2 separate regions of the Homo sapiens genome follow, and region 2 is linked to region 1. The links are chromatin loops, found by intact Hi-C in ENCODE. Cell type or tissue: adrenal gland. All regions are shown on one strand. Links, peaks and the distances in the headings refer to the core of each region. The heading gives the core; the rest is flanking DNA.

Evidence for each region. Peaks named below come from ENCODE experiments on the same cell type or tissue, not always from the same donor. Only the 100,000 strongest peaks of a DNase experiment are listed, where the experiment ranks them.
Region 2: a loop joins it to region 1, with 6 times the contacts of the local background. A loop is called at or near these places in 5 of 110 quality-filtered maps.

The regions. Positions count from the first base shown.
Region 1 is chr1:46,395,416-46,410,267 of GRCh38, reverse strand. FAAH (fatty acid amide hydrolase) reads right to left here. Exons shown (of 15, transcript NM_001441.3): 2 at 8,064-8,177; 3 at 5,120-5,254; 4 at 4,763-4,896; 5 at 4,474-4,680; 6 at 4,190-4,230; 7 at 3,900-4,024; 8 at 1,684-1,809; 9 at 1,070-1,167. Among named protein-coding and RNA genes, the nearest start is that of FAAH, 8.5 kb to the right of the region's middle. In adrenal gland, for the core only: CTCF peaks have their summits at 3,558 and 3,758 (motif pointing left); DNase peaks (open chromatin) are centred at 3,199, 3,917 and 8,037; H3K4me3 peaks cover 327 bases; H3K27ac peaks cover 2,127 bases.
Region 2 is chr1:46,470,378-46,485,229 of GRCh38, reverse strand. No RefSeq gene overlaps it. Among named protein-coding and RNA genes, the nearest start is that of DMBX1, 12 kb to the left of the region's middle. In adrenal gland, for the core only: a CTCF peak has its summit at 7,646 (motif pointing left); a DNase peak (open chromatin) is centred at 7,639.

The DNA.
Region 1 (14,852 bases), core at 705-8,704:
TCCTTCCAAACATGCCGTTTGTTTCTGCTGATCCTTTGGGATGCCTGGGCTGCAACCCACATCCACGGGAGCTCCCCAAGGCAGGACTCAGGGTATCCCTCTCCAGCAAACCCAGCTCAGAGCTCTAAGAACTGAGGGCAACATCTCCCTGATGAGGCCTCCCTGAGGGTACCTCCCCTTAGGGAGGTACAGCCTGGAGGCACAGGTGGGGAAATCGAGGGTGGGCTGCCCATGAAGCAGGGCTCTGAGGCTATCTCTGGCTCAAGATCTCAGGGAAAGGTCTCAGGCAGCTGATCCTGGGGACTCATTCCCAGGGCCAGAGTGAGGAGTGACCCCTTCCACTGAAGCCTGGACCACACTTGGCTGCTAGGGGAAGGAAAGGAACATGACAGGCTGGGCCCTTGACTGAGTGAAGCTGCAGGGCCAAGCTCCAGGCTGCAGGGCCAAGTTCTCCATCAGTGAAGTGGAGGAAGGGGGACTGTGTTCTGAAGGGTTCCAGTCCATCCAGCAGAGGTATGTCACCAGGAGGCACCTTTGCAGGCCTGTTCTCTGCCCCTGACACCTTTAATGACTAGAAGCATCCCAGAGGAACGAACTTCTCTAAAAATGAGCTCTGCAAAGTCCCTTAAAGGGAGTCTGGTCCAACCCACCCACTTTACAGGAGAGAAAGCTGAGGTCCTGCTCAAAAAGAAGACTTGGCTCAAGTCAGACAGAGCCTGGAGTCACAGCATCAAGTCCAAACCCCCACCCTCCTGCCTGGATCCTGCCCTTGGCCCAAATCCTTCCCAAACAGAGAGGCAACCTCCTGCCCACCTCCTACCTCACAACAAGCTCAGATCAGGGGTAGGCCACAGATACTCAACCCAGCCTCCCCTCGGGCTGGCACCCTGGCAAGGGATCTCCAGGCTCAATGTGCCCAGCTGGAGGGACAGCGAGGTCCCTGCCCAGAGTGCTCAGGCCTTTGTTGGATTCAGCTAAGGCCCATCCAGGCATCACCACACCCTGCTGCTCCCCCAGGTCTGCCTACTTGTCTGATCCCACCAAGACCCCAAAGCCCACTATCACTCACAAGTTCTGTAGGAAGGTGTGGCCACCATCACTGAAGAGCCCACCTGTTGACAGGGTCTCCAGAGCATGGGGTATGTTGCTTGGCAAGAAGGGAACCAGCTGCAGGGATTGAGGGGTGTAAGGCCTCCTGACCTAACAACTGGCTTCATGATCCCCATGCTGTCTGGGCGGCCCTGAGGATGGATTGGACCAACCCTGCCCACAAGATAGCTCTCACTAGAGCTACAAAGGCAGCCTTACTGACCCATGAAAACTCACTGTGGAATGCACAGCATGAGAGAAGTCTGGAGCCACACATAAAGTTGTGTAATGACCAGACCAAAACCCACTGGCCCTGGGAGCCTCTGGACAGCTGTGCACCACTGTTTAGAGCTGAAGAGCCTCCCCACATGCAGTGCTCACACATCACACAGCACAGGGCTAAAGTTCTCCATCAATCACTCACTCCAATACTCTTGATCAGCCCTCTATATACTTGTCCCACAGGGTCACAGTTCACCCCGACGACAACATCGTCAGAGTGCCAGGATGCCAGGGATGGAGTAGCCATGGGTACCAGGAAGGCTTCCCGTGAGGGGAGGAGATGCCAGTACTTCCAGGACCCTGCAGTCATACCGTGTGCCCCGCAGCCTCAAGGCTCTGTTTGGTCTCCAGCACGGCCCGCCTCATGGCCGGGGAGGGCATGGTATAGTTGTCAGTCTCATAGTACCCCACACGCAGGGGCTGAGAGCTGGTGTAGACCTGGAGGGAAAACACAGGGGACAGGGGCAGGTCAGGAGAAGACAACCCTAGGCAGGACCCCTAGAGATCAGAGAAACTACTCAGCCCCAGACACAGCTGCGAGGCTGCAGTCAGCGAGGCCAGCCCCTTCTGCATCTGACCCTTTCATAAAACACCTTCACAGTGACTCAGGTGGGCAGAGCAAGGATAAGGATTCCTACTGGTCATATGAGGAAACTGAGGCTTGAGGTCTCAATAGGGAGATTAGGTGGGACTGGGACTTGCCCAAAGCTACCCAATGCAGAGTGACAAGACAGGTCTGGAATGCAGGCATCCTGTCTTCTGAGCTGAGGCTCTCCACCACCTGTCCTGGCTCTCATGATAAACTGTTCCAGACTTCCAGACAGGGACCTCATCTCCTCCTCTCCTCCGAGGAAGGACTTCACGGCTGCCTATCCCCGTGGGTTCGGTTAGAATATCTCCCTCTGCCTGGGGAGGGGGAGTTCACCCTACCCAGCCCAGATCTGCCCTGCTGCCCCACTCCCAAGAAACACCAAGGCCCACTCTCCTTCCCGTCCACAAACCCTCAGCCTTTCCAAGGCAACCTTGGCTGGGGCGAGGGCAAGAGGTCTGTACAAGATAGACAATCGCTGGACTGCTGAGAAACGGGGCTTACGTCACACAGCTTACTGTCTACATTAACGTGACTTCACTCTTCCTCTGTCTGCACCAATCTAACTTTACAGCTCCTGCACTCTGTTGGAGTGGGCACAGAGGATGACCTAGGGCCCAGCACCTGCCTCACTGGGGACATCTGGCCCCAGCCTCAACCTGGCTGTTTCTGGCCTTCAACCCCAACGCACACAGAGACAGAGAGAGAGAGAGTACCAGGACCAGAGCACAACCAGAACACTCAAGAGAGCAAAATACTGGTCTCAGATGCCCCGCAGTAGGGGATGAGCTGGGAGGAAGATGACCACTGGCCACTCCCCCACCTCCTCCAAATAACACACATAACACAAATAACCTTCCGATTCATTCCAACTCTTCAACAGGAAGCATCGGTTGACACCTCTCGCCTCAAAATCCACACCCTGCTGTGCCCACCAATCCTTAACATGGGGATTAAGGATCTTAACCAATCTTAACCAACTTAAACCAATCTTAACCAACCCCCATGTTGAAAGATCCACCTTAAACCAGACTTCAAAATCTCAGCAGATCTCCCCACCCTTCCTGCCCTCTGAGATGATCCTAAGGCTTTGCAAGACAGTGCTGCCTCGCCACAGAAAGCAACAAGCCCAGCCTGTCTCAGCAACAGGCTGCTGTGGTGGTATTTTGGGGAGCAGCACACCACGCTGCTTGCAGACCCTGGCTCACGTAGCAGCAAGTCTGGCAGGAACAGGCTACATGAGCTGGGGTCTGCAGGCAGCGTGGCGTGCTGCTCCCAAAATGTGGACAGGAATACTGTTAGAAAGGCTGCTGTTTGCTGAAGGTCAGCAGGCTGGGAAATGATTCCTGCATCCCTGGTGCCAGCAGCTGAGGCTGGGCACCTTTGAAAGCCTGTGGATTTCCGGCCGGCGCGGTAACTCAAGCCTGTAATCCCAGCACTTTGGGAGGCCGAGGCGGGCGGATCACGAGGTCAGGAGATCCAGACCATCCTGGATAACACGGTGAAACCCCGTCTCTACTACTAAAAATACAAAAAAAATTAGCCGGGCGTGGTGCCGGGCGCCTGTAGTCCCAGCTACTCGGGAGGCTGAGGCAGGAGAATGGCGTGAACCCAGGAGAATGGCGTGAACCCGGGAGGCGGAGCTTGCAGTGAGCCGAGATCGCGCCACTGCACTCCAGCCTGAGGGACAGAGCGATACTCAGTCTCAAAAAAAAAAAAAAAAAGAAAGAAAGAAAAGGAAAAAAAAAAAAAGCCTGAGGATTTCCAAATGCAGGCAAGGGCTCCATCTGGTGGCCGTCTGTGGAGGAGCAACCCGCCCTGGCCTCAGAGGCCTGGGGGACGGTTCTCAGGAGACAGGGGCTCCAAGGCCTGCCCACAAGGCCTGGGGTGGCTGTCTGGGTTCAGCGGTCCACATTCATGCCCACCCAGCCCTGCTCACCTCTTCTCTGAAGGGCAAGGGAGGCACAGTGGGGTCCAAGCGGAACATGTCCTCACACAGCAGGGCTCGCAGGCACAGTGCCAGGCTCTCCACGTCCCGGGCCATGGGGCCCACGGAGAGACGCACTGTGGGGCAGAGAGGTGAGGGAGGTAAGCAGACAAGGAGCGAGGAACCCAGACCTAGAGCAGCCTGGGGGCCAGACACTGCCCTGCCACCTGAGAAGCACGGGCGGAAGCGGGTCAGGCCGACCCCCACCCTCCTCGGGGCACTGAGAGCACCACGGACCTCACCTGCCTCCTGTCCATAGACACAGCCCTTCAGGCCACTCTTGCTGGATAAGAAACATAAGATGCTGGAAACAGGAAATGGCCACCCGCCGCCATCCCCACACCCACAGAGCAGCTCTGAACACTCACCGCTTTGGAAACTAGGACCCACGCCCGGCCAGTGGTACTGTAATGCTTCCTCCCAGCAAAACCCCGGAGACCGAATCCCCGCCTGGAGCCCAGAGAGGTTGGAAGCTAGGCCAAGGTCACACAGCGAGGGGCCCAGAAGCGCCCTCCACCCACCTTACCTGAGGCGGTTCCCTGTGGGCTTGAGGCCGCAGATGCCGCAGAAGGAGGAGGGGAAGCGGATGCTGCCTCCGATATCAGTGCCTAAGCCCAGGGGGGAGCCTCCAGACCCGATGAGGGCCCCTTCACCCCCTGAGGAGCCCCCTGGGCTTTTGGAGGACTTCCATGGGTTCACGGTCTGGCCAAAGAGGGGGTTACTGCAGTCATAGCTGGAGGAGCCAAGAATGGGTCAGCCCGTGCCATGCTGGGACCGGTGCCCCTGCCCCGCCCCGCCCCACCCCAAGACCCAACCTGAACATGGACTGTGGAACATTGGTGTGCACGAAGGGCACGGCACCCTGCAGCTTCAGCACATGCACCACTACGCTGTCGCACTCCGCCGGCACCCCTTCATTCAGGCTCAAGCCCAGCGTGGAGTCCTGGCCCTGGGAGGAGGGATGGGCACCAGAAGGGAGTGAGTCAGGGCCCGTGGGCAGCCAAGGGTCCACTCCAACAACTGTCACACAGGCCAAAACAGGTATACCAGTGTCCCCTCGGAAGGCCTCTGGACCTGATACCTCCTCTAAGGGCCCAAAATGACCCAAGATGCAGAGCAGGCTGGCAGGGATGGAGGGGACGATGGAGGCCTGGCGCTGAGGCAGAGCATACCTTGTAGGTGAAGCACTCCTTGAGGCTCACAGGGACGCCATAGAGCAGGCCCTGCCTTGGGGCCTGAGACAGCTGAGTCTCACAGTCAGCCAGATAGGAGGTCACACAGTTGGTCCCTTTGTTCACTTCCCAGGCCTGAGGAAGGGGAAGTAGACATAAGATAAAAGGAGGCTGGCCTTTTTAAGAAATTGTGGTGAAATATACATCATGTAGAACTGGCCTTTTAAAGTATACCCAGGGAGAGGGGTAACCAGCAACATGGCCCAGAGCCTGGGGCACAGAGGATGACCTAGGGCTCAGCATCTGCCTCACTAGGGACATTTGGCCCAGGCCTCATCCTGGCTGTCTCTGGCCTTCAACCAGGACCAGGGCACAACCGGGACACTCAAGGGAGCAAGATACTGGCCTCAGGTGCCCCCCAGGTAGGGGGTGAGCTGGGAGGAAGATGACCACTGGCCACTCCCTCACCTCCCCCAAGCCACATCTCTGCCAGTGAGGCAGACAGAAACCAGACAGGGGCAGCGCCCCATCACTGGTCACACTGAAGGGCAACCACAGAGCAGGACTAGACCAGACTCCTGCCTCCCGGAGCCCAGCAGTCTCTCCTCAACCCCACGCCTTCCCCACATGTAGCCCAGTCAAGCCTCCCCTTACCCAGGAAATCTTGAATTTGATAATCAAGCCATGTGGAGTAGGAGCTTGACAAAAGGGAAGAACATGCTAATAGTGGAAATCTGCCTAGAATGCTCAAACCTCACCACACAGGGTCCTACAGAAGGAAAGGTGAGGGCAGAGTGAGATGCAGCTTTCAGTAAATATTCCTGCTCCTGGGGAGTATCTGGGGGAAACAGGGTGGGCTGTGTTGCCATATTCAGGCATGTGCAAAATCTGTCCCCGGGGTACCCGAGGCAGGAACAGAGAAGGCTAATCTAACCAGATAGACTAGATTAACTAGGAAGGGCAGGAGCCTTTCAGGGACATTGACAGGGAAGAAGCAAGACCATCTGCTGAGACTATGTACGTGCCCCCTCTCAGTGACACCAGCCCAGCATGCGCTCGCTTCCTCAGCTGCAGCCCCCACAGCATTGTCACATACACTGCACCCAGACAAGTTCACCTGCCTAGGGGTCACACTCACTGTCCCACACCCTTTCAAGAAATCATGCAGGCCACACTCAAAGCACAATTTGTCTCCTTCTTTCCTCCCTCCCTCCCTTTCTTTTCAAACATATTTCTTGAGCATTTATTACGTGAAATGCAACATGTTGAGCACTAAGGTTCAAAGACAAATGAGACAAGCTCTGTCCACAAAGACCCCCCATGGGAAAGAGATAGAGAAGACAAGCCTGACACTGTGATGAGAAATGTGCTATTAGAATGAGAGTAGGCCTGGAAGAGGAAACCCTACCTCAGGTGGCGAATGGAAGACGGTGCCTCCTGCTCTGAGCCCCGAAGGCTCAGCCAGGGGAGCCCGTGGCACGGACAGGGGCAAAGAAGAGGGAAACAGCCTTCCAGGTAAAGGAGCCCCACCCAAGCCAGTGCAGAGCTGCTGACACCCAAGCTCCAGAAGGCCTTGGCCAGAGGTGATGCCACACACAGAGGAGGAGTACAAGAGATGGCCTGAAGAGCTGGGGACACAAGAGGGCACCTGACCAGGAGGCTGGTGCTTGGGCATGGCGGGAGATGGTGGTGGCGGGCCAGGGTGGCCAAAGGGGATGGAGACAGGAGAGGGCTGGGTAAAAGAAGAGAACAGGCCAGGCGCGGTGGCTCACGCCTGTAATCCCAGCACTTTCAGAGGATCACCTGAGGTTGGGAGTTCCAGACCAGCCCGGCCAAATAAAAATACAAAAATTAGCCAAGCATGGGGGTGCATGTCTATAATCCCAGCTACTCGGGAGGCTGAGGTATGAGAATCACTTGAACCCGGGAGGTGGAGGTTGTAGTGAGCCAAGATCATGCCACTGCACTCCAGCCTGGGCGACAGAGCAAGACTCCCATCTCAAAAAAAAAGACGGGGTCGGGCATGGTGGCTCACGCCTGTAATCCTAGCACTTTGGAAGGCCGAGGCGGGTGGATCACCTGAGGTCAGGAGTTTGAGACCAGCCTGATCAACATGGTGAAACCCCGTCTCTACTAAATACAAAAAATTAGTTGGGGGCCAGCTGCAGTGGCTCACAGCTGTAACCCCAGCACTTTGGGAGACCGAGGCGGGTGGATCACTTGAGGTCAGGAGTTCCAGACCAGCCTGACCAACATGGTAAAATCCCATCTCTACTAAAAATACAAAAATTAGCTGGGTGTGTTAGCAGGTGCCTGTACTCCCAGCTACTCAGGAGGCTGAGGCAGAAGAATCACTTGAACCCAGGAGGTGGAGGCTGCAGTGAGCCAAGATCATGCCACTGCATTCCAGCCTGGGCAACAGAGCGAGACTCCATCTCAAAAAAAAAAAAAAAATTTTTTTTCTTTTCATTAGCCGGGTGTAGTGGTGCATGCCTGTAATCCCAGCTACTTGGGAGGCTGAGGCAGGAGAATTGCTTGAACCCAGGAGGTGGAGGTTGCAGTGCGCCAAGATTGTGCCATTGCACTCCAGCCTGAACAACAAGAGCGAAACTCCATCTCAAAAAAAAAGAAGGGAACAGACCAGACTTGTTGCCCAATGGGGTGGAGGCAGGAGGGAGAGGGAAGTCTGGGCTAAAAGCCAGGTTACTAGCTAAGACAGCATGCTCAGTGTCTCATACACACATACATACACACACGCACACGCTCTGGCTCCTTCCCTCCCTGGCAGTCCCTGGCACTGTAGGTCCCACCATGGCCCCCAGCAGGACTAACTCCAGGCCAGGTTTTCCCCACAGCCTGTGCGGACAGAGGGAGGGGAAAGGGAGGGGCTGGCCTTGGCTGGCCTTACCTTTCCCAGGGAGGGGCTGGCCTTGGCTGGCCTTACCTTTCCCACATAGGTGAAGAGCACGGCCTCAGGGGCCAGCTCTCTACTGTGTAACTTCTGCACCAGCTGAGGCAGGGGCAGGGCTAGCAGCGCCTCTGAGTCCAGGTCTGGGTTCTGTGGGGAACAAACTCGGATCAGTCCCCTACTCGCCGAAGTCTCATGGGCCTGCAGCAGACACCAGTGGCCCATGCCCCAGCAGCTCTGACATGGCCCAGCCTGGGCAGGCCCTTGCCATCCCTAGAGAATGCAGCTCTGTCTCCTCCAGAAGCTTGTTGAAGGGGTGCCCAGCGAGCCGACCTGCCCAAGTAGGTTTTTTTTTTCCTTAGAGACAGTGTCTGGCCGTGTTGCCCAGGCTAGACTTGAACTCCTGGGCTCAAGTGATCCTCCCACTTCAGCCTCCCGAGTAGCTGGAACTACAGGCACATGCTACTGTGCCTAGCTCCAGACTGATGATTAAACCACTACAAATATACACCAGCAGTGGCTGCCTTCTGTGTGCCAACACCACGCTGATGTCATCCATGTTTTGATTAAGTCTTACTGCCATTCCCATTGCACAGATAAACTGAGGCTGAGAGAGAGGTGCCTTCTTGCCCACCAGCCATCTGCCTGCACCTGACCCCATGCCATCCCCACACCCACAGAGCAGCTCTGAACACTACTCAGGGGGTTGCCAACCTCTAGCAGGGAAGGGCAAAAACAAGAAGACCCCATCTTGGGAGGCTGGGTCTGTGACTGAAGGCCACACCCAAAAGGAAGGGTTTACACATTCATTCTGTGTCCGGAATTGGTGGGTTCTTGGTCTCACTGACTTCAAGAATGAAGCCGCAGACCCTCACAGTGAGTGTTCCAGTTCTTAAAGGCTGCCTATCTGAAGAAACCACATTTCAGCTGTGATTTGAAGGATAAGAAGATGCCAGATGTGGGGAGAGACAGAGCTCTGGGTACCTTCTCTTCCCTCTCTGATTCTGGGAGAAGGCTTCCCCTCCTCCTGCTTCCATTCCTCCCACCCCTCCAACCCTGCTTCTACTCCTCCCCTCCCCCTAATCCCCCTACTCCCCTCCCCCTACTCCCCCTCCTCCCCTGGCCTGCTTCCCCCTCCTCCCCTCCCCACTTCCCCCTCTTCCCTCCCCAATTTCCCCTCCTCCCCTCCCCTGGTTTCCCTCCTCCCCTCTACCCTTTCCCTCCTCCCCTCCCCTGGCTTCCCCTCCTCCCCCTCTACCCTTCCCTTCCTCCCCTCCCCTTGCTTCCCCTCCTCCCCCTCTACCCTTCCCTTCCCTTCCTCCCCTCCCCTTCCTTTCCCTTCTCCCCTTCCCTTCCTCACCTCCCCTTGCTTCCCCTTCTCCCCTCTACCCTTCCCCTCCTCCCCTCCCCTCTTACCCTCCTCCCCTACCCTGGCTTCCACTCCTCCCCTAAGCACCTCTGACTCCAGGCTCTCCACTCATCCCACATCCCCCAGATCCCCTACCCAGCCCGAGGCAATGGAGCCCAAACCAGCTCACTGGGCTATTCCTGTCACCTGTCCACCTTCCCTGTCCTTCCTCTAAGCTCATCACCTGCCCGACTTTTGACCAGCTCCTCCTTATGTATCCTGTACCCTGTACTCAGGGGAGGCCCCGCCATCCATCCAGGTGTTCAGGAAATGAAACAGGTGTCTTTCTGGCTCCTCCTTCCCACCACCACCTGCATCCAGTCACCAAGCTAAGTAGCTCTGAAAAATGGTCACCTCTCCATCCCCTCTACCAAGGCCCTCACCGGGCCTCAGACTCATCCTTGTCTCCTAGGTCACACGCGGCCACCCAACTGCTGCCCTGCCCAGGTCCTGCACCTCCAACCCACACTTTCCACTAGGGCCAGACAGTGCAAAACCCAACCTGGCCTTGCCTCTCCCCTTAAAATCCCCATCTCATCACACCACAGGCTCCAGAGCATATTCCAGGAGGTGCTTCCAAGCTGTGGTCCTCTCAGACTCATGTGCACCTCTCCCCACCCAGGCACCACTGCCCCCTCCCACCCCCCACACCCCAGAGCCTGGCGCCTGCCCTCTCCGAGCACATGCCACAGCCTCTGCCCCCTGATGTCCTCAGTGTCAGGAGCACTTCCCTGAATTCATTGAACTGATAGAGTACTTACTTTGGATTTTTTTTCTAACACAAGGAGCTACAAAGAAGAAAAAATGGGTTCAAGACTTCTCCCCAAACACACTAGATAATCCTCTTGATATATTCTTTAAAGGTATACAAAATGAAAAGTGAGCATTCCCTCCACCCCTGGTTCTCCTTGCACAGTCCCTCCTCTATAAAGGAAAACTATAATTAACAGTTTCTGGTGTACTCTTACAGGAAAAGAAAATATTTATGAAAAACCCACCATGTCAACAGTTGTCTATATATATTCTTTTTTGCACAAAGGAATCATACTATACACACAGTACTGCATCTTGCCTTTCCCATCTCACAATGAAAATCAAATTTTGCTTTATTTTTGTTTTCATTATATAAATACAGGTTCATTGTATTTTAAAAAATGCCTAAGAGTATGGAGAAGGACATCGAAATCAGCAGAGCATTCACCACCCTGGAATAACTGCCACCTGACAGTCCGGTCACCAACTCCCCCGACCTCGCTACAAGGCGCCCACAGAGTGCCTGTGCACGGCAGCTAGCAGCTAGCAATGTGCTCCCCTCCACGCTCAGCACACATTTTCATTCTTTCCTATGTTCTTGCCTGTTGACAGTTAATGACACAGCTGCTAACAGCTATTTTTAAATCTTCAACTAGTGTCAGGCAGCTGAGACATTTTCTCCTAGACACCAAAGTAAGTCTGCACCTCCAGAAGACCAATCAGTGAACATGCGGAAACCTGATTTTGCGGAGAATGCAGGGAAGTATAGTATACAGGTAACATCTAAACCTGTGGCCACCTGCATGCACAATTTTTCAAGAGAGGGATACTCTACCAATCACTTAGGAGGCATTGCCCCTCCTCCATCTGTTTTGTTTTCTCCTTCTGAACCACAATGCCAGTGGGATTGATAAGCGGGTTGTAAGAGATGTAGGAAAAACCATTCAGGGTAAAACAAAACTGCATGTACAAAGGCATAAGGGCATAAATAGGTGTTCTGTGATGTCTCTCCCAGCTATACTATTCTATTGATGGTGGTCCTTCTCTTCGGTCTAGAAAAGATATCAAAACTTATTCAGGGGGCAGGGTGGGAAAAAATGGGTGAAGCGTCAACAGAATTACCAGAAACACATTTTTCTCTAGATTTGCTCAAGAGTTTAGAGAGAGGTGAACTATTTTGTGAAAATTCAGAAGGTGTTTAGGTACCCCTTCATCCAGCTGTGTCCTCCTTGGACACAGCCAAGAATCCGGGAGTGGTGGCTCACACCTGTAATCCCAGCACTTTGGGAGGCCGAGGCAGGCGGATCACCTGAGGTCAGGAGTTCGAGACCAGCCTGGCCAACATGGCGAAACCCTGTCTCTACCAAAAATGCAAAAATTAGCTGGATGTGGTGGCAGGCACCTGTAGTCCTAGCTACTCCAGGAGGCTGAGGCAGGAGAATCACTTGAACCCGGGAGGCGGAGGTTGCAGTGAGCCAAGATTGAGCCACTACACTCCAGCCTGGGCAACAGAGCAAGACTCTGACTCAAAAAAAAAAAAGAATCTTGGTTGCCAAATCGCTTTGTCCAGAATCTATCAGACAGGAGCTTTACTACAAATCGCTGTGTTCTCCCAGGGCCTGCTGGAGCCCTGCTTATCTCAGGTGCCCCCTTGTGATTCAGGGCTGGGCTAAGAGCCCCAGAAGAAAGGTTGCCCAGACAGTCACAGATCCTACCTGCCCATCATTCAAGGACTCCAGAGCCAAACAGAAGGGTGCCTTAGGAGTTGTAGGCAGAAGGGAGGAGAGGCGGGGGAAAGAGCTGTTCCCAAGCCTGGGCTGGGTTCAGCTAAAACTCCCACGTCCTGGCCGGGTGAGGTGGCTCACACCTGTTATCCCAACACTTTGGGAAGCCAAGGCAGGGGGATCACCTGAGGTCAGGAGTTCAAGACCAGCCTGGCCAAGATGGTGAAATCCCATCTCTACTAAAAAATACAAAAATTAGCCGGGCATGGTGGCAGGCACCTGTAACCCCAGCTACTAGGGAGGCTGAGGCAGGAGAATTGCTTGAACCCGGGAGGTGGAGGTTGCAGTGAGCCGAGATTGCACCAGTGCACTCCAGCTGGGGCAACAAAGTGAGACTTCATCTCAAAAAAAAAAAAAAAAAAAGAGTTCAAGACTAGCCTGGCCAACATGACGAAACCGTTTATACTAAAACTACAGAAATTAGCCAGGCATTGGCCAGGCGCGGTGGCTCATGCCTATAATCCCAGCACTTTGGGAGGCCGAGGCGGGCGGATCACCTGAGGTCGGGAGGTCGAGGCCAGCCATGGCCAACATGGTGAAGCCCCGTCTCTACTAAAAATGCAAAAATTAGCCAGGCATGGTGGCAGGCGCCTGTAATCCCAGCTACTCGGGAGGCTGAGGCAGGAGAATCGCTTGAACCTGGGAGGCAGAGGTTGCAGTAAGCCGAGATCGCACCATTGCACTCCAGCCTGGGCGACAGAGCAAGACTCCGTCTCAAAAACAAAAAACAAAAATAACAAAAACCAAAAAAAAATCCTACTCCCCCGCAAAGCCTACAAAGCTATTGTCAATCAGGACCCCACCCCTTTGCTGATTACTCAAAACCACAATCACTGGAAACCTGAAAGGTAATTTCCCGCTTCTCCTCCTGAAAGAGCCAAGCTTTCAGAGCCAAAACTTCTGTCCTGGAATAATCTGTTCGTAAAAATAATGAAGAGCAGTTGCTCCAGAGGAAAACCATATAGATGCTGCTGTTTGGAGCCGAAGTGCAGGAAGACCCATCCTGCTACCATCCCACACCCCTGCCAGCCAGGTGGATTCCTTGCAACCAGGAGGGGAGTTCTGCAGGCAAGAGCTGTGAGCAGATCCCTGCTAGTGCTGCCCACGCTGCTCTTGGAGCTGGCAGAACTCAGCTGGCTGCACAGAGCCAGGGATAAACAGGAGGATCTCTAAGGAGGACCTCCAGCGCCCAGCCAGAGAGGGCAACTAGACAGTGAAGAACCTGTGCTTGTGTAGGGGAGATGGCCAATTTGGGTTGACCACCAGGGCCCTCTCACTCTGGAAGGAAGAAACCCTAAAAACTGACTGATGGTGGACTTTTCAGCCAGCTTGGTGAGTGGAGGCTGGAACCAGATATATTTTTTATCTTACTAAATAAATATGAGATATCTTGGCCCCAGGGATGGTTTGGAGTAAATTCATACATTACAGCCAGCCAAAACCGCAACACATGTGTGGGGAAAAGAGAGATCAGACTGTTACTGTGTCTATGTAAAAAGAAGTAGACATAAGAAATTCCATTTTGTTCTGTACTAAGAGAAATTCTTCTGCCTTGAGATGCTGGTAATCTGTAAACCTAGCCCCAACCCTATGCTCGCAGAAACATGTGCTGTGTTGACTCAAGGTTTAATTAGGGCTGTGCAGGATGTGCTTTGTTAAAAATGTGTTTGCAGGCAGTATGCTTGGCAAAAAGTCATCGCCATTCTCCCGTCTTGAGTACCCAGGGGCACAATGCACTGCGGAAGGCTGCAGGCACCTCTGCCCAAGAAAGCCTGGGTATTCTCCAAGGTTTCTCCCCACTGAGACAGCCTGAGATACGGCCTTGTGGGAAGGGAAAGACCTGACCATACCTCAGCCCGATACCCGTAAAGGGTCTGTGCTGAGGAGGATCAGTGAAAGAGGAAGGCCTCTTTGCAGTTGAGATAAGAGGAAGGCATCTATCTCCTGCTCGTCCCTGGGAATGGAATGTGTCAGTGTAAAACCCGATCCTACGTTCTATTTACTGAGATAGGAGAAAACCACCTTATGGCTGGAGGTGAGACATGCTGGTGACAATACTGTTGTTTACTGCACTGAGATGCTTGTATAAAGTCAAACATAAATCTGGCCTACATACACATCAAGGCACAGCACCTTTCCTTAAACTTATGACACAGAGTCCTTTGCTCACATGTTTTCCTGTTGACCCTTTCCCCACCATTACCCTATAGTCCTGCCACATCCCCCTCACCGAGATGGTAGAGATAGTGATCAATAAATACTGACGGAACTCAGAGACCAGTGCTGGCGCGGGTCCTCCCTATACTGAGCGGTGGTCCCCTGGGCCCACTGTTCTTTCTCTATACTTTGTCTCTGTGTCTTATTTCTTTTCTCAGTCTCTTGTCCCACCTGAGGAGAAATACCCACAGGTGTGGAGGGGCTGGCCCCCTTCAACATGCAGGGCTACACCCTGGGCTGGCATGCAAGGTGCCTTCCTCATATCTCTCTCCTGTTCCTCTCCACGAAAGTGTGGCTGCAGAGTGCAGCGGGCACCTAGGTTCTAGTTCCAGCTCTGCCCCAACTCAAAAATCACTTGCGGAACATCTGCTGAACACAATTTTCTGTGACTCTTTCTGTCTCCCACCCAGGCACACCCTCCTGAGTCCTGCGGTTCCCAACCTGTAAAGCCTTCCCACCTGTCAGGTCCCACAGATACAGCAAGCCCTCCCTCTCTCAGCACATAAGAAGGCTTTAACTGGGGTCAGTGTTTCACACACCCAGAGGAAAAGCCCCTCTTCAAGCCACATCTTCCAAACCCTCAGCCAGGCCCTTCCACGCCTCCAAACCCACATACTGAGGTGATCCAAAGGCAGCGCAGGGAGAAAAGCTTGTTGACAGACC
Region 2 (14,852 bases), core at 3,103-11,102, 73 kb before region 1:
TCTCCACCCTCCTCCCGCCAGCCACCCCCAGCAGAGATTGGAAAACCCTATTTATTCGCAGCTTTGGAGTGGGGGGTCTCCTGTAGTGCCTTTGAGCATGCTGAGTTTCTTCTGACCACTCTTGCCCACAAGTAACTGTACTGTGAAGGGCAGGTAAGGTGGCCTTCAACTCCACTCACCCCGTGCCAGCTAGGGGGCAATGGCTCAGGCGCTCCTGAGCATAGTTCCAGCCCCCCAACCCACGTCTAGGCAGGCTGACTGCAGGAAGGCCAAGGCCTGGGCTTCCTCTCCGGTTGCACTTGCTCTGGGAAGTAAAGGAGACCAAGAGATAAGGAGTTCCCACTAAGCAATGCTCCTCCCACCTGGAGAGGCAGATGTGTAAGAGGGCTTTTGGCTGGATCTGGATCTCTCTCTCTCTCTCTCTTTTTTTGAGATGGAGTCTCACTCTGTCACCCAGGCTGGAGCTCAATGGCACGATCTTGGCTCACTGCAACCTCCATCTCCCGGGATCAAGTGATTCTCCCTCCTCAGCCTCCTGAGTAGCTGGGATTACAGGCGTCTGCCACCACGCCCAGCTAATTTATTTTTGTATTTTTAGTAGAGATGGGGTTTCACCATACTGGCCAAGCTGGTCTTGAACTCATGACCTCAAGTGATCCACCCGCCTCAGCCTCCCAAAGTGCTGGGATTACAGGCATGAGCCACCGTGCCCGGCCTGAATCTGTATATGTAATATGAGTATGGTACACGTTCTCATCCCCAAAGGCAGAGTGACTATTTGATGGTCCCAGACAGAAGTCAATTTTTTGAAGGAATTCTCTGGGTAGAGAGGATGTGGCCTGGTGCTTTAGATGTACTACACAGGTCTGTGTGAAGGGACTGGATGTGCACCCCTTCACTTGGGGAACACGCAAGTGTGTGTCTGACTGCATAAAGCCAAGTGTCATACGTTTGTGTACATTCACACATGGTAGGGGGGTCAAGTGTGTCCCCCTACATACATGTGCCGAGAGATTGCCTTATGTTTGTGTGCACTGAGGACTAAGTGTGCCCCTTGTGTGTACAAGGAGGCCTGGGAAAGGCCTGAGTGTGGCACATGTGTGAACATGCCTGTGTACACCTGGGGTAACTGGCCTTCAAACCAGGAAAGAGCCCCCACCTCCTTGTTCACTCTTCTCTCAAATCCAGCCTCAGCATTCCCAAACTGTCAGCCCCCACAGAGTGCTGGGGAGAGGCATGGCCCTCTGAGAACCTGGGAGGAGCTCCTGAGGGGTCCAGACAGAGGAGGCCCACTCTATCTTCAGGGCGGCTGGTCTTAAATCTCCACCCAGGTTGGTGCTGTGGGCCCAGGGTAGAGGCAGGGGGATGTACCATGTGCCAGGAGTCTGGCTTTTTTCTTTTCTTCCAGCCAACCAGGCCACGTCTTCACCCGAGGCGAGGCCCAGCTCTGTCGCTGCCTGCGCCACCACCACGTCCCTGACGTGAAATATGGGGGCGCAGGCCGCGCTGGGGAGATTTGTCATCTGTGCTCAGCGGGTGACTCTATCTGCAGACTATTAGAGTCTAAAATATATTTTACAAGAGTTTTAGCTACAGGTGACTTGCTCTTTATTACTAGATGTGGGCAAAATCAATACTTCTGTAACTAAAAGATCATTTATTTTGCTTTTTGAAACATTTTTCAACAGGGGCACTGGCTAAGCTTGCAAAGCTATGATTAAGAGTTATGGTGGCGCTGGTTTCCCTTAACCCTTTGAGGACCACAGCTCAGGCACACCTCAGGCTGGTGCCTGGCCATGGAAACACAGACACACAGATACACATCCCAAACGCAGCAAACACAGACGCAAACACAAAGTGCATGGGGCCCCCACCCTGATAAAGCCATCATGCAGATACACATATCTCATACATGTACACGCTCTTCCAGATACACATAGAAATATAGCTGCACACATACTCCTTCCAACCCAGAAACCCACAAATCAGATGCACCTGCACACAAATGCATGCGACTTGAAGGCCCCCAGCACACACTACACACAGATACCTCCCATTCCATGTCTGCACACACTCACGCATACACACTGGGACACTGAGATGTGCACGGTCACACTGTGCTAACTTCCAACACTGGGTCACTGAGCAACCAGGGGTTGGGACTCTGAAAGGAGGTTGGAAGATGCTGAGGAGTCCCACAAATGCAGCTGTGGCCACTACAAGCAGAGAATGGAGAGAGCCCAAAAGATGGGATCTGTGGAGCCTGGGCCCTACTATGGCCAAAGCCCAGTGCTCCTCAATTCCTCATCCCCAAGACAGCCCTGCCCCTCTCACTGTCAACTAAAGCAAGGGATGGTTTTTCCTGGAAGGAACCAGCCATATAGGAAAGCTATGAAGTATGACTCTATCAAAGCTGCTTGTACACCTGCTTGTGACACCTGGCCCAGCCCTGGGTGAGTTGAGAATGATCAAGATTAAGAATTACGAATGATTAAGCAGCAACATGCCATCCTCAGCATGGCATCTCCTAACTGGATTGGAGGTGTCCTCTAGCCATTATCTGATTCAGATAATCTGCATTAGCCCAGTTGTTATTTACCTCAGGGTTGGGAGAGTCATGGGGGAGATTGTGACTTAACCCACTCACAGGGTGAAACTCTAATGATGAGATTCCCAATAGTGAGACTGGTGAGGTTTATCAGTTATCCATTGCTGCATAACAAATTACCCCCAAACTTAGTGGCTTGCAACAAATATTTATTGTATCATAGTTTCTGAGGGTCAGAAATCCAGGAGCAGCTTAGCTGGGTGGTCTGACTCTGGGTGTCTCATGAGGCTGCAGTCAAGCCGCACTGTCCAGGGCTATATCATCTTCAGTCTTGATTGATGGGAGCTGGAGGGTCGTATTCTAGGAAAGTTCACTCACATGCCCGGCAGTTGGTGCTGGCTGTCAGCTGGGATGCCTCAGTTCTCTTGCATGTGGCCTCTAGGAGTATAGCCTGGACTTCTTTATATGGTGGCTGAGATGGATCAGAGAGAAAGAGACAGAGAGAGAGTGAGAGAGAGAGAGGGACAGAGGCGGGGGGGACAGAAGCTGTAGTCTTTTATAGGCTAATCTCAAAAGTGACATCCTGCCACTTTGTCATATTCTATTCATTATAAGCAAGTCACCAAGTCCATCCCATATTCAAGGAGAAGAGAATTAAGCTCCACCTCTCAAAGGAAGAAGTTATCAAAGAATTTGTGGGCGTGTTTTTTTTAAACTGCCACAACTAGGCAAGGAGACATTACCATTTTACCCAGTGTCTGCAAGATGACGAGCACCTCTTGATGTCTCCAAATCCCAGGAGGAGCTATCTTGAAGTTGGAAGGGTAGGGCCAAGGGATGGTGGGAACTCTGAAGTATCTCTTGCTTAGAACCACAATACAGCATTATAGCGTGCATGGTAATTAAATGCATGGACTCTGGAGCCAGACTGCCTGGGTTCAAATTCAGGGGGATGAGGGAGGGATGCTTCCTCACCAGGCTCTGCTACTTACTAGCTGTGACCTTGGGCAAGTCAACCTCTGTGCCTCAGTTTTCTTATTTGGAAAATGGGGGAAATAATCATGCTTACCCCCTCGGTTTGTTATAAAGATTGTGCTAAATGAGTTACCACTTAGCACCATGCCTGGTATGTGGGAAATGCCACATAAGTATCAGCTAATACTATCAGTTCTTCACTGTCATTGGCAACCCCCTCCCTGTGAACACTTTCTCACAAGGGATTTCTTGAGCACCTTTGATGTTCCTCAGGCTAATCCTATATACCCACCACCACCTCCCCAATTACTGTGGACCCCTCCCTATGACCAGCCCCACAGTTTGACCCAGCCAGGGGGCCAAGAAGAGGGGCTGGGCTCCGTGAGCACCATTTGACCCTGCCAGCCCAGCACTGCCTTTTGTGGCCTCTCTGGGAATGTTGTGCAATATGTTGGCCACAAACATTTTACGAGCAAGAGGACAGGGAGAAATTTTCGTCTATCGACCCACAGTCAGGGTTGCTCCCTCCCCCTCCTCTCCGTAAGTCTCCTTGCCAATGAGAGGGCCAAGGCCAAGGCTGTCCTCTCAGCAGAGCCCCCAAAGCAGCAGCCCAGTCTTCCCAGCACTAGACCTGAAACAACTACCCCCTCCCCCACTCCACCCCGACACAGAGGAGTAGGCAGAGCTCTAATCTAGGAGACCTGAGTGCATAGGGCCTAGGAGCCTTAGCCCTCTGGGGTGGGGAACCTCTCCAAGATTGCTCGGTCTAGGATCCCCAAAACATTTTCATCCAAATACCAATAAATAAGAAAAATAAGGTTTTTATAGGAAAATTTTCATAAAGCTACATCTATTCAATTTGAAGATCTATCCTCTCTATTCTGGGATTATGTCTTTTTTACTTTTTTGATTCTAAAATATCCTCTTTTTAATAAAATGATGCTGACAGCAGTTAGTAGTTTTCCATCTGTGCCCTTATATGGCAAAATTAATAGCTGGCAATTTTATTCTGGAACTCATATTTAAAACATTTTTTGCTGGCCCATGAAATGCAAACATGTGAAACACCATTCTCTTCTACATAGAAAGCACAAAACTGCCCCTTCCCCATCAAGAACACCTGCTGACCTCTAGCCTGGGTTCAAACACCTGGTGAAAAGGGGGAGCTCACTACATTCCTGCCTCAGCTTGGCCAGCAACTTGGTGTGACCTGAGGCAAGCCCCTTCTTATCCTGAGCCCTGGTTGGTCTCCCCATCTGCTCAGTGAGCAGTGCAGACTGATGTTCCTTCTCACTCTGTGATCTAGACCCACTCCAACTGCTACCCTGAGACCTGCAGCCCTTCTTGCTCTACTCCCTCGTCCACCTCCACCCTGAAATGACCACAGGTGGATGCTGATATTCTGGGCCAGGCTGGCTGGGCCTGGGATGCTCCCTTACCAGGTTCGACTGGGGATACAGTCTCTGAGCTGGGGCTAGGGGGGTCAGAGGGGTCTTTGGCCTTTGGCCTGGGGGACCCTTTGGGATGCGACAGGGACAGAGAAAAGGATTTATCTCAGGGGCTTGGCCTGCACTGAGCTCTCGGGACCCCCTCCCCTCCCTGCCCCTAAGGCTTGGCTGGAGCACAAGGGGCCCCTTTGTGGGGCCTAATCTCAAAGCACTTCGGCTTTAGCGACCTTCAGGGATGAAAGCGCCAGGAGCTAGCGGCCGGGAGGTGGTGTGGGGGCAGCCCTGCTAATCCCTGCGCTTTTGCCAAACAAAGCTGCCAGGAGGGGCTGGCTCCCGGGAGATGATCCAGAGAACCAATTCCCCGAGCCTAACCCGCTCTGACAGCCCGACAAGGAGAGGCCCGCTGCCCGCCCCCATGGCCCCAGCACGGCCACAGGGGCTGAGGGAGGCCTGGCCTAGGACTGTTGGGCACAGCCTGCCATCCACCCATGGACACCCTTCTCTGTCCATGAGCATGTTTCTCCACTTCCTTTCCCCCCGTGTCAGCTACACTGGCCTGCTAGTTCCTCAGCCTCCAAACACCTTAACCTGGTCTCCTCAGGCCCTACCACCCTAGCCCCCCCCAGGACCCCAGTTCTTAATTCTCAGCCCCTAAGTTTCCCAATATCCAAAATCCTCAGCCCCTCCCAATATCATCCCATTCCTTAGGACCCCAGACTCCCAGCCCCTCAGCCACCCAATATCCACCTCTCCTGATTCTCAGCCCACAATCCTTAACTCTCCATCTCACAACCTTTCAGCTTTTCTCCCCCAGTTCCCCACCCCAGGCTCCACAGAATGCCAGCCCTGTTCTCCCAGCCCTTCCCCTCCTGAGCTGGGCAGACACCCCTACCTTTCCGTGGGATGCATCTGCCTCACTCTGCCCTATGCCATTCCACCTGACCAGGCTTCCCAGTACCCCAGGGACCCAGACCTGTGCTCAGTTTGGCCATGAGAAGACGGAAGAGGGAAGTGATTCTGACTCGACCCTGATTAAACCTGTGTCGTGTACCAGACACTCTCTCCACCCATGACCACTTTGAACTCCTGATGCTTCATGCCGGTCTCACAGGTGAGCAGCATCACGGCCAGAGGAAGGGGCAGGGGTCTCTCCTGGGCTCCATGGCTTGAGAAAAGCAGCCCAAAGGGCTAGTTTCTTAGGGAAGAGGGTGTTAACAGGGCTGGGCATTCTACTGCCCCATCGCTCTCCTAAGCTGAGGAGACCCAGGATGCAGAAACCTCCACTAGGCTCAGAGAGGGCCAGGTGCCAGGTGGGTCACCCAGGCTGGCAGGGGTCACTGAGGAGCCAGGATGGCCTTGGGGCCCACAGGGGAGGAGGTGGGCAGGGCAAGAGGGTGGATTCCCAGGAGAGAGGTGGGGGCCAGGCCAGCCCAGAGCATTTTCCCACCATAGTTTCTGCTGTCTCCACTCCACTAATCTGATTACAATATTTACCAACCTCCCATGGCCTGCTTGGGAGGGGTGGCGTGTTACCCTGAGGATCTCAGTTCCAGTTCCCAGCATCATGGGAGGCCCAGAAAGGTGTTTACGGGACCTAAAATGACTGCACCAGGCCGTTCCTCCTGTCTGCAGTCACAGGGATATCTGAAAGACCCCTCCCCATCAAGTCTAGCCTTCTTCAGGAAGTCTCCCTTGCCACCCTCTGTGTCCAGTTTCCTGGGTCCCCTCCAGTACATTGGGTTCTCATGCTGTCCCATCACATTATTAATGTAATATAATAATTATATTATTCAAAATCTGAGGCAGTGCCTTCCTTCCCGAGGATAAAAACTTTAATAGTGAGTTTGCAGGCACTGAGGACAAAGAGGGTGGTGACGCAGGCCCCAGAGGGCTACTCCACCTAATTGGCATCAGTGTCACACACAGTTGCTGTGACCTCACACTCAGGCTCAGCTCCTTCCTCAAAAGTGGGGTAAGGGAGCACTGAAACACTCATGTCAGGACTCACCGACAGAACAGACCGGACTGTGGTTCTCTCATACACACACACCTGTGCACACACGGTGAATGCACCTGCTGTCACACTGTCACATACGGAGGGCCCACTCCTCCCAGACCCTTCTCCCTCCTCTGTGCCAATTAGCACAGGACAGGAGGTCTATAGGGAACGCCCTGGGCTTGCTCCCTTCCAGAGCTGGTGTAGGTATGAGAGTTCCGTGGAGCGAGGACGCTGCCTGTAGATGAGAGAGGGGGATTCTTTGGGGGCTGGGAGGGAGACTCTTACTCCTTCTGTAACCCAAAATAGGACCATTTAAGAGGCAAGATGCCAGCCTCCCTGAGGATTGAGGACAGAGGAGATAGCGCTCCCCAGGAAAACCAAAATGCGTTTTTCCCCTCCCTTTCCTCCAAGGGTCTAAACCCCAAGCTCACTCATCCCTTGCAGGATTTCAAATAGAGAGGGGTTTTGGGGGTAACAGATAAGGGTTTCTTTAAAAAGCTAACAATCCAGGACCAACTTCAGACTGGGAGAAAGCTTGCCCCTTCTGAGGGCCCTAGGGTTCCACCCACAATGTACTCAACACTTACCCCTTTGGGTAATTCCAGCCAGGGGGTTGAAGAACAGGAACAAACCAGACGTCACCAAGGATCGGCCGCCCCCTGCTGTCTGGCTCTCAGAACTGCACCCTCTCCCCTGGGTGCCCCTCCCAGGCTCTTTATGTACTCCCGCAATCACACAAGGCCTTCACCTCTCACCTCCACATGCCCGTGGTTGGGTCAAAAAACCCATTCTGCCTTGATGTTCCAATTCCCCCACTGGCAGCTGCCTCGAAAAGGAGAGGGCCAGGCTGAGGTAAGGGCAGCAAGGTTGGAAAGATGGAGTTTCAAAGGCTGAATCTTGACTTTTCCACCCCTAAGGTACGGAGCGGGAGGGAGAGACCGACACAGGAAACAGGAGAAGTCAGTCTGGGGTGAAGTGGCCCTGAGACTGGAGAGGAGGGGTAAGGGAGAGGGATCTGATGAAGGAAGAGAGAGGGGACAAATCAGAGGGGCACAGGTGAGAAGGGCCCAGAGACATGGCAGGTAAAGTAGACCCAGGTGACAGGGGAATGGAGATATGGGCACAGGTGAGGGCACAGGTGGGCTGGGGGAGAGAAAAGGGGGCAGGGAAGGCATAGGGAGGCCTCCAAGGCAGCCCATGCGTAGCAGTCAGTGCCCCCTGCTGCCTGCCATCCACTGGTCCACATCCAGCTCTGCATGTCCAGCCCTGAGGACTGGCAGCCTTGTGACTGATGGCTAGGCCCCTGCTGGGGGCACTGAGGGTGGCCACTCAGCAGAGGCAAACAGCTTGGACATCTGTAGCCTCTGGACTATGAGACATGGTGGGGGCAGTGGGCAGAACAGATTGAGTTCAGTGCCGTGGTCTGAGGCCCAGACCTGGCAGGGGTCAGGGGAGGTTTGTGAGCCAGGCTTGGCTCCTCTCCCTCCCTCTCTGGCCTGTCCCAAGGGTCCTCTCTAAGGCAGGCCCAGCCTTTCTCTCCTGTTGTGAAGCCCAGAAGGGAGCTTTGTCCAGCTGGCCCAAGTGCCAAGGCTCCTAGCCTACCAGGCACCCTTCAGGACAGGACAGAACCCTGCCTTCCAGCCCCTCCATGGTGTACCCCAGCACACACAGTCAGGCCCAAGAGCCCTCTTTCTTTTTTTCTTTTTCTTTTCTTTCTTTCTTTTTCTTTTTTTTTTTTAAGACAGGATGTCACTCTATTGCCCAGGCTGGTGTGCAGTGGTGCAATCAGCCACAGCTCACTGGCAGCCTCAAACCCCACCTACCTACCCTTTTCCGGCTCAAGTGATTCTCCCACCTCAGCCTCCCAAGTAGCTGGGACTGTAAGTGTGTACCATCTATAGTCCCAGCTACTGGCTAATTTTTTGTATTTTTAGTAGAGACGGGGTTTCACCATGTTGCCCAGGCTGGTGTCGAACTCCTAGGCTAAAGCAATCTTCCCGCCTTGGCCTCCCAAAGTGTTGGGATTCCAGGTATGAGCCACTGTGCCCGGCTCCAATCCCACTTTCTACTCTGCCTCATTTTCTTCTATCCACGTGGTGCTGTGTATGCATGGGTGGAAGGAGTATTAATTAGACTATGCTTATAGACTGTCCAGCCCCAAATTCATAACTTTTACCCCCTAAAGCATTGATCTACCCAGTCCCCTGAGGGAGAGAAGCTGACTTCATCATCCCCTTTTCTCAGCCATGGCCTTTGTTTTGTTTTTGTTTTTGTTTTTTTTGCATTGTTGTTTTGTTTTTTTGAGATGGAGTCTCGCTCTGTTGCCCAGGCTGAAGTGCAGTGGCCAACCTCTGCCTCCCAAGTTCAAGCAACTCTCCTGCCTCAGCCTCCTGAGTGGCTGAGATTACAGACATCCACCACCACACCCGCCTAATTTTTGTATTTTTAGTAGAGATGGGGTTTCACTGTGTTGTCCAGGCTAATCTCGAACTCCTGTCCTCAAGGGATCCACCCACCTCGGCCTCCCAAAGTGCTAGGATTACAGGCGTGAGCCACCTTGCCTGGCAGGCCTTTGTTGAGGGGTTGTTGTGGGGAGGCAGACTAGGGTGAGCCATGTGGGTAACTCACCCATGGTCACCAGCAGATGATCTGGGTTGGAACCCGGGTGTCCTGCACTCACCCAGGGCTCCTTCCACTATCTCCCCTGCCTCTCTAGGGCCCTGTAGTGGGTCCAGCCATCCACCCCCAGACTCTTATAACATTTCCACACACATACTATACATCAATCAGAAGATCTGTGGCCAGGAGGAGGGATGAGGGCCCAGGTGAGCAAATGAGACCTACCTTCTGGCTCCAAAACCCTGGAAGGTTGTCTTGGTTGTGGGGTGAGGGCCTCGGAGGGGTCTTGGTCTAAGGTAAATCTTGATCTAAAGTAAGTCCTGAAAGACCAATCAGTACTCCAAATGAGGAGGCACTTAGCAATGAGAGAGGCAGCCCAGGGAGGTGCTGAGCTTCCCATGCCAGAGAGATTTCCAGGTGAGGCCAGAGAAGGAAGGCTGGATGGCATGTTCCTTGAGGCTCCTTAGACCTGAAACCCCAGGCTGCTCCCAGGGAGCAACAGGAAAAATCACCCACCTTCAGACAGACCACTTGCTCCCCTACTCCTCTTCCTCCCCAGACACATGGTCAGAAGGAAGTGTCTGAGTGGCCTCATTTCTTCAGATTCCCCCTCCTATCCCCATGTCCCCCCAAGAGAGCCTGATGTCTGGACTTGAGGATGGCTTAGCCTAGCCCCACCCCCGCAGCTGCCTTCCTTCCTGCTCCCCACCCCAGCAGCCCCCAGGCCTCTTGCTGTGCCTGGCTGAGCGGGGATGGGGACGCCAAGGGGCTAGGGAGGGGGCTCATCAGCGGTTGCGCTGCTGCTAATAGACCATCCTCGGCCACATCCTATTACTGCACATACCCTCCCCAGCGCCCCCAGCCTGGCTGGCCTGCGCCTCTCTGCGGCTCCGGGGACCAGGCATCAGATTGGAGTCAAGATTCCGAGAGTGTCATTTGCCGCCGTTGATGGTGTTGATAATAGGGATGGGCTGGCGGGTGGGGGGCGGCGGCACAGAGGCGGATTCTCTATTAAGGCTTCCCCTCAGCGCAGCAGCAAGCGAGAAGCAGACCAGAGTTGGCACTGGGCGGGCGCGAGGCAGGGAGGTTCTCAGATGGGGTGGGCAGCTTACCTCTGCTGCTGTCTGCTCCATTAGTGCAGATCAGGCCCTGGCATGGAGCGTGCAGACTTGGTAGTTATGGGGTCAGAGAATGCCAAATTGCGGGGAAAGGGTGGAGAGCCAGTGGAAAACCCTGCACATCCCTCTACCCCTCTACCCCTCTACCCTGAGTCTGCCTGTTTCCATTCCACTTCACTGTCTGGGACCTACAACCCCCAGCTGCTGAACAGAAAGTGAGCTCCTTGCTGTCCTCCCTGCTCTCAGAGCACAGCCTCATAGCAGCAGCTGCAAAGCCCTGCTGGGAGCTGGGCAGTGGGTGTTCTTGTAGCCGGCCTTCACTGCCCCCGCAGACCCCATCACCTTCACCTCCTCCATCAGCACTTCACTGCCGCCTCCTCCTGTCATCACCACAGCCACTGCTGCCCAGGCCACCTCGACCATGGTCTCCACCCCCAACCCTGCTTCCACAAGGACACCATAATCACTACTGCTATCACCAACTCCATCCTCATCCCCACTTAGCAATGGTTATGAGCACAGGCTCTGGAGCACCTCCATTTACTAGCTGTGTCGCCTTGGATCACATATTTTAACCCCTCGGTGTCTAAGTTTCATAGTCTTTAAATGAGGGTAATATTAGCCACCTCAGAGGGCTGTCATGATTAAACAAGTTATTACATATAAAGTACTTAGAATAGTGCAGGGTACATAGTTAGTACTCAATAAATCTTATCCTCATTATTATTATCCCTATTCTCACCATTATCAACTTCATTGCCACCACTCCCACCTTCATCATCACCACCTCCACTGCCCTCCTTAACAGAAATAGCAGGCCAGGCGCAGTGGCTCATGCCTGTAATCCCAGCACTTTGGGAGGCTGAGGTGGGCAGATCACCTGAGATCAGGAGGTGGGTGGATAACCTGAGGTCAGGAGTTCGAGACCAGCCTGGCCAACATGATGAAACCCTGTCTCTACTAAAAATACAAAAATTAGCTGGGTGTGGTGGCATGCGCCTGTAATCCCAGCTACTAAGGGAGGCTGAGGCAAGAGAATCACTTGAACTTAGGAGGTGAGGTTGCAGTGAGCCGAGATCTCGCCACTGCATGCCAGCCTGGGCGACAAACTGAGACTCCATCTAAAAAAAACAAAAAAAACAAAAACAAACAAACAAACAAACAAAAAACAAGTAATAGCAGCTATCACTTAGATAGTATTTATTATGGGCCAGGCACTAGTCTAAGTATTGTGTAGATTTTATTAACTCATTTAATCCTCACAAGAACTCTATGAGGTAGGCATTATTAGCATCCCTATTTTATGGGAGAGGAAACTGAGGCAGAGAAAAGTTAAATAAGTTGCCTGGGGTCACACGGCTAATGTCAGAACCAGAAGTCAACCTATCTCCCATTAGGGCCTACTTTGCCCACAGTACTTTGACTATATCCATCACTTCCCTGTCACCTTCATCATTGTCAACATTCCAGCTCTTCCCCCACCTCCACCAGCATGTTAGCACCACCACCACCTCCATGGCTATCCAACTATCTCCACCTCGATGATGTCATCGTCTCCATCCCACTCTCAACAACCATCAGACCCTCAGCACCGTTGCTCCTTACTCACAGCCCATCTAAAACAGATTCTTGTTTTACCCTCCCTAGGCCCTGTACTCTGAGAGGTATGCATGTGCCCTGTGATACAGACCTGTTAATGTGGCCAGATCTGGAAAGGACAGGCAAAGAAATTTAAATTGCTACAAAGCTATTCAGGTGCCAGCTAGAATTTAAGGTCGGCTGGAGCCTGCAAGACATGCTTTGCAAAGCTGACTTCTCAGTTCCCCTAGGAGGCCCAATGTAGTTTAAACACCCTTTTAGCATTCTGAGAGCCTCTGATGTGGAAAGATACCTTCTACCTCACAAATAGCTACGCTGAGAACAGATTTGTCAACACAGACACAATCCTTCTATTTGGCTACTTAGAAGTCTGTCTTCTCGACCAACTGAAAGCCTTGAGAGTGGGAACATGGCCTTGTTCTTCTCCTTGTCCTACTTCTCACTTACATCCTCCACCCCACAACACATACCCAACATCAGTGAATAAGTGGACAGAGGCGATCTAGTTAGGCCTGGAAGGGAATGGGATGTGTGTGTGTGTTGGCAGGGGGGCAGGCGGGCGGCTGGGGGCGGTGGAGGGGAGGGGGGGCTTGCTGTCCATGGTACTGAGACAGAGCTTTATTCTTTAGGGACCCACAGGAGGGATCTCTTGTCCTTTAAGAATGATTATTCAGTTTTTTCAGAGCCTATCGCGGCTTGCCATCACTATTTGCAAAGCCCATTACCCTTCACAGAGTCTCTCCCTATTTATAAGGCTCATCATTGTTTGCAGAGCCTTAAAGTTTGCAGCCTGCCATTGTTTGCAGAGCCTGAAATCATATGCAAAGCTCATCAGTATTTGCAGAGCCTACTACCATCTGCAGAGCACATCCCATCACTGATTTCTGAATCTGTCACTGTCACAGATCCAATGATAATTTGCAGAACATGTTACCATTTTCAGAACCCTAGACTTTACAAAGACCCTATTTGCAGAGCCAAACCCCACATATAGATCTCATTATTGTTTACAGAGCCTGTCACCATTTGCAGAACCAGGCTCAAGGCTGGGTGCATACGGGATGCTCAAAAGGTTCTCCTGGCCCATTCATCCATAGAAGGAAAGGGAGCCAGAAGGAAAATAAGGAAACGAACAACAGAGAACTCTGCATTCATTCAATAAGATTCCTATGGGTCTACGCATGTGTTGGGCTCTGTAAACAAAAAATCAAGGAAATGCAATAAAAATGGCTTCCAGTTCTTGAGTCAGGCTCTGTGTTAAGTGCTTTACACATTTTACTTCACCACAATCCAGAGAGATAGGGACTGTTCCTATCGCCATTTTATAGATGATGAGGTGTCCCTGGCTGAGAGAGATCAAATACCTTACTCCTTATCACAGAGCTTACTACTAGCAAGTCCAGAACTTGAACTTGAGTTTGTTTGACTCCAAAAATCATTGCTCTATTCCTTCTCATTTTGGAAAAAAAAAAAATGGAGAAAGGAGGAAATTGCAGAGAAATTGGCTGCCTGTCTGAATGGAGGCAAGGCTCTTCCCTTGAAACACAGTATAAAGTGGGAAGCGAAGTCTTTGGGGCCTTCAGAGTGTTCCTGGACTGACCTAGACTGAGTCCAAGTGCAGATTCTGAAGAATAAATCCCCTCAGAGGGGACACTAGGCATCCAGGACACCCTGTCTCCCAGCCTCTTCTCTCCATTCAGCTCCTGACCTACAGCATCCTTAGAACCTGAGCATAGGCCAGGCTCAGTGGCTCATGCCTGTAATCACAGCACCTTGGGAGGCAGAGGCGGATGGATTGCTTGAGGCCAGGAGTTCAAAACCAGCCTGGCCAACATGGTGTAACCCCATCTCTACTAAAAATACAAAAATCAGTCAGGTGTGGTGGCACATGCTTGTAATCCCAGCTACTCGGGAGGCTGAGGCACGAGAATTGCTTGAACCTGGGAGGCAGAGGTTGCAGTGAGCCAAGATCATGTCGCTGCACTCCAGCCTGGGTGACAGAGCAAGACTCTGTCTCAAAAAAAACAAAAAACAAAAAACAAAACCTGAGCACAGAGACCACATTGAGCCACACAGAGGCTTGCCGAGGGCAAGATGAGCCTTGAAGCAGAGAGGTACAGATGGAGAGACACCAAGATTTAGAGACAGACAAGGAAGAGCCGGAGATCATCACAGAGACAGAGAGAGATACAGCCAGACAGAGACAGGGACACAGATTCACAGGCCTTTGACAAGACACTAAGAGGTAGAAACAGGGACATGGAGCAGCCAAGAGTAGAGAGGCCAAGAGGATAGAAGCCAGGAGGGCATGAGGCAGAAGAGGACCCAGTGGCATCCGTCGCACTCAGAGGGTCCAAGCACCCAGCAGCGATGGGGGAGGTGCTTGCTGAAGAGGCAAAATAAGCCCTTTCCAGGATGCCCTGCATGTGGGCTGCACACAAACCTACAGTCCCACTCCTGGGTAAGAACGTGCACACAGCCCACGCCTGGGGGTTCAGCCCATCCCTGACGCCCTTTATCCACCTTTGGGATGACCCAACAGACTG